2 separate regions of the Homo sapiens genome follow, and region 2 is linked to region 1. The links are chromatin loops, found by intact Hi-C in ENCODE. Cell type or tissue: heart left ventricle. All regions are shown on one strand. Each heading gives the region's core, and the rest is flanking DNA. Links, peaks and the distances in the headings are about the cores only.

The links. A loop is a pair of places that touch in the nucleus more often than their neighbours do. Peaks named below come from ENCODE experiments on the same cell type or tissue, not always from the same donor. Only the 100,000 strongest peaks of a DNase experiment are listed, where the experiment ranks them.
Region 2: it touches region 1 in a loop (2.1-fold over the local background); 6 of 110 quality-filtered maps call a loop at or near these places.

The regions. Positions count from the first base shown.
Region 1 is chr2:189,550,719-189,555,121 of GRCh38, forward strand. No RefSeq gene overlaps it. Among named protein-coding and RNA genes, the nearest start is that of SLC40A1, 28 kb to the right of the region's middle. In heart left ventricle, for the core only: no CTCF peak of the experiment used is centred there; no DNase peak of the experiment used is centred there; H3K27ac peaks cover 2,086 bases.
Region 2 is chr2:189,480,452-189,484,854 of GRCh38, forward strand. No RefSeq gene overlaps it. Among named protein-coding and RNA genes, the nearest start is that of WDR75, 41 kb to the left of the region's middle. In heart left ventricle, for the core only: no CTCF peak of the experiment used is centred there; no DNase peak of the experiment used is centred there.

The DNA of each region.
Region 1 (4,403 bases), core at 166-4,165:
ACCTATTAATTACTATACAGCATTTTATATCAGCAAGGGAAAAGATTATTCGACATAGGTAACTAATATGAACCCCACTTTATTTCTTATATCACAGCTAATTCTAGATGGCTTAATTTTATTTAAATAAAACTGTAAAAGTACCAGGGAAAAATATGAGTTTTTTAAAAAAAAAACTCTATGTGGAAAGACCTTTTTACAGCCCACCCAAAACTCGAAATCAAAATAGAGAAGACTGATAGACCCAATTCATAAATATTTTTAAACCAAAATTAAAGTCAAATAAGCAAAGAGGTGAAATAGCCATAGTGCATACGACAGACTAACATTAACATCCCCAGCATACAAAGATCTTTTACCAATCAGATGATGATAAACATGCCTATGAAAAACATGTATAATTCATAAAAATCAGAAAAATAGGCAAGAAATTGAAAAGTTTAACCTTACTGTTGATTAAAGAAATGCACATTCAAATAAAAATTCTTTATCAGATTGGCAAACATATAATAGATTGACAAAATCTGATGTTGACAAAGGTGTAGGAAAATGGTGATTCGAATTGGCACAACTTTTCTGGAGAGAATTTTGGCATTTATGAATCAAAATTTCAAATGTGTATAACTTATGATCTAGCAAGTTTTCCAGGGACCTGTCTGTGGAAATCATTGCTCAAGTACCCAAAGCTGTAAACACAGTGATGTTAATTATAGCATTATCTAAAACAGCAGAAAAACAGAAAACAACCTAATTGTCCTCTGGCTAAACAAAGGCATAAAGTATGATAAAATACTATATGGCCACGAAAAATTGTAACATGATTTTAAACGTATTGCTCTGCAATGATATCCAGGTTATATTGTTGAATGAAAAATTATCAAGATACTGAATAACATGTGAAGTATGGCAACATTTTTATAAAATTATGGGTATGCAAACACATGTACATGCATGCCTGGAAAGGTTATTCACTAAAATGTCAACGGCAATGATCTTCGTGAAGAGATTTTGGGTGAGTTTTACTCTCTTGTTTATATTTTCATGATTATTTGGAATTCTTGAATGAGCAAAAAAAAAAAAAAAACAAAAAAAACCACTACCCAAACAGAACAGACACAACTGAAGCATGTCTTCTCAGGAAGCCTTCTCTTACTCCAGGTTGGTCTGGACATTGCCCTCTAACCTCCCATAGCAGCCTATACACATCACCACAGCCCTTCCACATCACAATATAAAGATATTTATTTGTATGCTTTGCCTTTCCTTACAAAACATCAGTAAATACATCTGATATCCTATTATTTTGTTTTTCCTGTGCTGAGCTCAGTGACTGACACATAGCAGGCACCAATGACTCAACCTATTTGGGAATTCAAACTAGCCTCCCCTAAAATTATATATTGTAGGAGGGAGTAGGTGTGAGTTTTATGAGATTAAGATGTGTATTTTTCCCCAGTAGTTTTCATAAGCTAGATAAATTGTGGGGAAATACAAAGTAATGACCTATTTATATGGATCTACCTTTAAGCAAGGTTCAAGGTCCCACTAAATTAACATCCTTCAGAATTCTTATTGGAAGTACTGCTGTTTAAGTCTTGCTTGCTACTGACACTAACTTGATACTGGGAATATGTCTACTTTTCTGAAACTCTCACTTCCTGTATCTGCAAATTAGAAATGAGAATAATTCACCCAGCAACAGGAATGACTGGCGATGAGGAATAGCTAAGAGCGTTTGCTCGAGGGCTCTATTTTAAGTATGCCTCAATTCAGCTCCAAATTTTCCAGTGAACTCTATTTTGACATTGAAAAACAATGTTTTGGCACTACGCTATATTCAGAGACTTTCACAATAAGCTCCTCTTATCAGTTCACCATGTGATGTTTTCCTTTAGCCAGATCACTCATTTTATTCTGGGGTTAGCACTTTTGGACCATAGTTACAGATATGAACTGTGGATAGAAACGGTCTCTAACTTGTAACTATTATTATTTAGTAACGTAAAATACAAAATACATGGAAGAGGGGAGTAGGTAACATATTGGGGTACCCAGTATGTTACCTACCCAAAGGGTTAAAAGGAACCCCCTAACTGAAATTATTTAAAAGCTGAAAGACCTAAACTCCCTATCCAAACTGTTAATATATTCATAACCATATTTTAAGGGATGGTGTTGGTTTTGTGGTGTTGATGATTCTATTACTGCTTTTAACAATTCAAAGACATACTGGTATTAAATGAAGTTACAGCTTTACCCATTGTTAGACTAACCAGAGATAAGCACTTGGCATTATTTCCATCCTTAGGTCTTCAAGTAGTTATCTCATCATTAGTTTGTTTCCCTGTGTTTAGAAGGGTGTGATTTTCACACACTCCTCCAGCCAATGAAAACACCAGTTTTTAATAAGCACGTGAAAACTGTGACTCTTATTTTATAAACGTTGACACTGACAGGTTGATTCATGTCTGAGTATTTGTTTGATCTTTGGAAGTTAAACTTGGAATTTCTACAATGTGTTATGTTAAACATGTGTCACCATTTTGAACATAACATATTGCATAAAACTGTTTATAAGACCTGTATGCATTGCTAAGCATTTGTTTGCTTAAAATCAAAGATCTAAGAGTTTTAAGAACTGCAAAACATCTGAGAATATGAATGATATGCTGCCAGGAAAGAGAGAAAAACAAAGGACGATTAGAACTGAGAAGAGTGAAAAAAAAGTATCAGATGCAAATAACCTACAAGCCACAGTCAACACATTTGCACATGAAGAAAACAGTATAACATAATTTATAACACATTTTGACATATATTTATATTATACTTCAATTAACTTAGTTCTAAGATCATACAGTCTTTTCCTTCTTCTTTACACAAATACATATTTCACTTTTAAAAGAGGGCAGTCTTACAGTCAATTTAATGACTATTAACACATCACAATAATAGACTTTTGAAAAAGTCTGCTTATATCTTCCTAAACCTGTGTTTCCAAATGAATGGTATAAGTTGTTCTCCCATTAAGTCAACCACTGGGCTCATTAAGATATGTATTTGAGAAGAATGAGCTTGTTAGTAAACGTATAGATAAAAGATTTAGGTAAGGATTAGGACCTACTAAAGTGACTGCTGTTAAACCAGCTACATCTAATTCTCAATACTACTAATGTAGCTCTAAGCAACCTAAAACAATGACCCACTGTGAAAGATAAGTGATTCATCTCACTTGTTGCTTACTCCCTGACCATTCTCTCAGGTTTTATTGGTTACTGTATAACTTTTTATTAGTTATCTTTCATGATTTCAAATAATAGGCTTAAATTCTCTTTATTTTTTCATTAATTTTAGGAAGTATCTCAATTTCCTCTCCACAAAGTGAGAACGTATGAATGCTCCACTATCCTTCACTTCTTCTCACCTGTAACTCCCAGGTTTTGTTAACTATACCTGACTTTTAAATTACTGGTATTTATAACATTTACAGTATACCCTATCTTTGTTTTATGAAGTCTTGGGTTTTTTTGGTTTTTTAATATAAAATCTTGTGGGTTGTTTGTTCGTTTGTTTTAGAGACAATATCTCCCTCTGTTGCCCAGGATAGGGTGCAAGTGGTGCATCGTAGCTCACTATAGCCTCAAATTCCGGGCTCAAGTGATCTTTCTGAGTAGTTGGGACTACAGGTGCGTATCACCATGCACAGCATATTTTTTTTTTAATTTTTTATTTCTTCAGAGACTGAGTCTCCTATGTTTCCCAGACTGGTCATGAACCCCTGGCCTCAAGCAATCCTCCCACCTCAGCCTTCCATGTAGTTGGGATTACAGTAGGCATAAGCCACCATACCTGGCAAAGTCTTGTTTATATAAAGGCTTTTAAAATAAAGCCTTGTTTTTAAATAAAGTCTTGGTTTTTAAAATAAAGTCTTGTTTTTTTAATAAAGTTTTGTTTTATAAAGTCTTGTCCTTATTTTGTTAAGTCTTCTAAGCTTTGTTTACTGGTTGATTCTAAAAGTTAGAAAGGAATAGCATATAGAACATTATTATTATGTTGATATTATTCACTGCAAAATCAAGTATTATGATTAAACCTCAGGAGAAAGAAATGTAATCCTATGTAAGGAAAACTTTGCCACTCAAAGGAAATGATTTAAGAATCAAAGTATCCAGGCACAGTAGCTCATGCCTGTAATCCCAGCACTTTGGGAGGCTGAGGTGGGTGGATCACTTGAGGCCAGGAGTTCAAGACCAGCCTGGCCTGCATGGTGAAACCCTGTCTCTATTAAAAATACAAAAAAACTAGCCAGACATGGTGGTGCATGCCTGTAATCCCAGCCACTCGGGAGACTGAGGGAGGAGAATCTCTTGAACTGAGAATCTGGAGGCTGCAGTGAGCCGAGA
Region 2 (4,403 bases), core at 220-4,219, 70 kb before region 1:
ACAAGATTATACACTTCAGTACATACGAAATTTTAATGAAAAGTCTACTAATTGAATGCATATTGATTAAAATAGCTTCGTTGTTAATGTGCTGAAACAACATTCCTCTTTGGTTTTTTCCTCCTATCATAGCCTAGCACCCAATATAGAAATGATAGAATATGTTGAAATGTTGTGGATAATGTGTTTTAAACAATTTCAGTTCTTTGTACTATGACTATAATGGAGCCTTTAACAGAAACCTATTAACATAACTATCTGGTTAAAACTAACTAAATCTTATAAATGGCATCAATTTTTCTTTGAAGCTGCTCTGTCTGACCTACTACTTCTAGAAATTGTGCTTCCTCTGTTAGTTGTGTTTCTCGATAGCAACAAAAATGACAAAATCACCTTAAGACACCAAAGCCATAATTCTGTCACCACACAATCTTCATAGAAATGGGAAAAGACCTGGGAAGGATTTTGGATCCCAGGTAGCTTATTTATTCCTGATGAATACCTTTGAGATTAAAACAAAATAGAAATGAAAGTAACTGGGATTTGATAGTAGTACACTATGACAACAGGAGGTGAGTAGACTGGAATGAAAATGAACCACTCAACCACAGAGATGCAGTCAATAATTATGATGCTCAGATTGCTTTGTTTTTCAAAAACCATGAGCAAACCACTTAATCTCTGAGTCTCAGTTCCTTCATCTAAATTGCAGAATTAGACAAAGTGACCCTTCCAGCTCTGATATTCTGTGACATCAAAACTTAGATACCAGAATATTGCAGCATAGGTCCCACATCCCATCCCATGTCTCAGAATGCCAAGAAACTGGTCTTGCAAGTATTAAATTTTCGGTGCATGTATATAAATAGGTGGAGAGATGGCTATCTTAGTTTTCCATCTTCAGGCATGACATACATACCCCTGGCTTAGAAACTCCCTGGGAGATCAGAGCACTTGGTTCACAAAATGAAATAATCAGACATGAAAGTGCACCAGTTCCTTTCATTGTTTTGTTGAGTTTTGATCATCCTTGTTACTCAGTGGTTGTCTACTTTAACGGAAGGATGAATATAAGTGCTCTGAAAACAAGCACTTTAAATGCAAATATTTGGATATTATGCTCTAGCTCACATAGGAATGTAAGTTAAATTCATATTCTTTCGGAAATGCCTGTCTGCAGTTGTGAAATTGAGTCCACTAGCCCAGCTCAATGTGGCGTTTCTGCCAGAAAGAGCACTGGTCTAGGAGTCAGAAGACTACTAGCTCCAGTTCTGCCTCTGCCTAGATTTGAACCTCTCAAGTTATTTGAGGTCTTATGGTTTGAATCTCTACGAAGCCTGGGTTCCATTAGATGGTCTTCTGAGCCCCTTTGTTGACTCTCAAATTGTGATTCTCCAAAATGCCCAGAACTCTGTTAGCCCTATCCAAAAATATATGTGTGGCCTTGCTACTTAATTGCAACCTTGGTGCTGGACAGAAGAGAAAAGCAGCTTCAAAGACTACATTTCTGAATAAGAGAGAAGATCCTGCACTAATGAAAGAAGGCTTGAGGTATCCTTTGCCTGAATCTCTTTAGACTTTACCCCAGAGAATAGGCTTGGAGTCAGAACTCCCATCAGCAACATGTCCAGAGAAACTATGAGCTAAGTATTTAATACAGCTCCCAGGGGCAGGCTGACCCCGCAGGGCTCAAAACATGGAATAAGGGAGCAGGCTGTAGGACACACAAGGAGCTCTCCTATTTGTTGAATGAAGATGGCCATAGAATGAACAAGATAAGAGCAGGTAGGTTTGTTAAACTCAACAGTCAAGGTGAAATGAAGGGCCAACGCTTGTCTTTATAAGCAAATCTTTTTCCCAGGCTCCAAGTACCCCCTTAAGCCACTGAAGAGTGATATATTCTGCAACATGAGCAAGGATTTCATGAATTTTAGGCAGTGAAGGGATTTTTGGAACTGCCAACTAAATATGTCTGACTTCATTACACTCCATCCCTCTGCTATGTCCGACCTGTGTAACACTCCTCTCATCCCCCTAATTCATGACCTTGGCAGAAAATGTCCTCTTGACTATATAAAACAAGCTAAAGGAAACACTGAACACCACAAGATGTACCACATCTGTGCAGGTCTTTTAGCTAAAGGGGCAGAGAGAAGCATCACTGGCTACTGAAAACCGAACAACACAGAGAACACAACTGTATTGGTATGTGCTAGAATTGGGAATATCTTGAGACAAGGACAAGAAATTCCTGTGTTATATTTGCCTTTGCCTTCTTCCTGACTCATCTAACTTCTTTCCTCTTTTAGTGGGAAATTGGACTACTCTGAAAATGTCTGCTTGTTTTTGGAGAATATCTACAGCAGAAGAAATTTGCACAGCAGTCACTCGGTCCACATTTACTCTTCAGGATGTTGTGGAATGTACCCCCAGGTTGCTTTTGGAGTGCAAATAAAATGTAGCTCAACCCCACCTCAGCCACAGTGGCTCTGCTGACTTACTGGGAAAAACACTCAAACTTCCATGGGCATCCCTTTCCTCATCAGTGAAGTGAGAAGAGGCTGAGGCACCTCAGGGGCCTTCCAACTCTGATAGTCCTTGATTGCAAGTGTACTACGTAATACTTTTTGTAATGAAGAGGGTAATTAATGCATTGATAATGATAATTCATTGTAGAATATGGTAATAGAATAGAGAATCTTACTATGTTGGACAGAATTTTTTATACAACTAAAAATGGAGGAATGGACATCTTCTCCCAGCATAGAACTGCAGTGACACCCACGTAGTACCGGCTCTAGTGGTGCTCAAGCCCGGGTTTATGTATGTTGTTGGGGTTGAGGTCGGAGGGTGGGTTAGACATGAATAACTTATGGCAGCGATTACTGCAAGTTTCTTAAGGGCCCCAGAGGTATAATAATAACATAATAATTATGAGAATATCCAGCGTCTTTCTAAAACTCATCATGTGCCATTTAATCCACACCTTAAGATACATGTGAAAATGCAGTTTTGTAATATCTAGTTCGCAGAGTAAGACACTGAGAACCAGGAAGGTTTGGTGAATTGCCCAGGGTCACAGCACTAGTAAATGGATGAGCCAATGCTCCAGCTCAATTTGGCTCTAGCACTCGTTCCTTAGCCACTGTGGTCCCCAAAATCAGCAAGAGGGCTTCTTCACCACCACCCTCAGGCCTCCTACAAGTGCAGCACCCCGGGTCTGGAACATTCCCATTCTGATGAGGCTGGGGGGAGGGGGGGTCTCTGCCCCACCTGGCCTCAGGCCATCGTTGAGTGATGTCTGCCTGCACCACTGTCCCCACCCACTGGAGGCCGTTTGGTCTCCTTTGTACCTCCTCTCAATCTTACCATAGCCTCAGCTGCTCTGCAGATCCCAGGCATCATCCTGAAGCTGCTCAGGTGGGTGAATGAAAGTCTGGACTCTTTCCCTGTGGAAGGTGAATGCCTGCCTGGGCAACAGTACTGCTGCCATCTCAGCTAGTGTGAGAAGGGCTGTGGGTGTGTGCCTGGTACAGAGCACCATTCAAATGCGTGCAGGCCTTGCTGCCGGTGCTGCCCAAGAAGCTGCAGGCTGCCTATACCCTGTATCACTACCCTCCCTGTGACACTGCTAGACCAGCTGGGCTGCCTCAGCACAGCCTGGCACAATACATGTGTGGAGGACAAGGAGTCCATGGACTCACCTGGTGCTCATCTCCGGGATTACCTTCCTCATCCTGGAACTGACTCTGATCCCTTCCTACTGCATGGCCCTCATCGTCATCTGGGGCTTGAAGTCCCAGATTATTTGCTCCTTATGTAAACAAAATATTTCCAGGGGCCAGATAGCCTCACACAGCTCAGCTTTTATGGCCTAGAGATATCTCCCAGGTCTGTGTTTCATCCTGCGACAGCGCTATCATCTTCCTGGCCCCTCAGGGCTTAATTTAGGAACTGTATTTGTCAGGGTTCTCTAAAGGTAGACTGATTCAGGGACCTTGTCTGTATTATAATCATTTGGCTCTCTCAAGGATAGAAGAGAAATTGCACAATCAGTTCAGATAGGAGCAGTTTTGTTGTTGTTGTTGTTGTTGTTGTTTTGTTTGTTTGTTTGTTTGTTTTTTGAGACGGAGTCTTGCTCTGTCATCAGGCTGGAGTGCAATGTGCAGTCTAGGCTCACTGCAACCTCCGCCTCCCGAGTTCAAGTGATACTCCTGCCTCAGCCTCCCGAATAGCTGGGACTACAGGTGTGTGCCACCACACCCAGCTAATTTTTGTATTTTTAGTAGAGACGGGGTTTCACCATGTTGGCCAGGCTGGTCTCAAACCCCTGACCTCGTGATCCACCCGCCTCAGCCTCCCAAAGTGCTGGGATTACAGGCATGAGCCACTGGGCCAGCCCA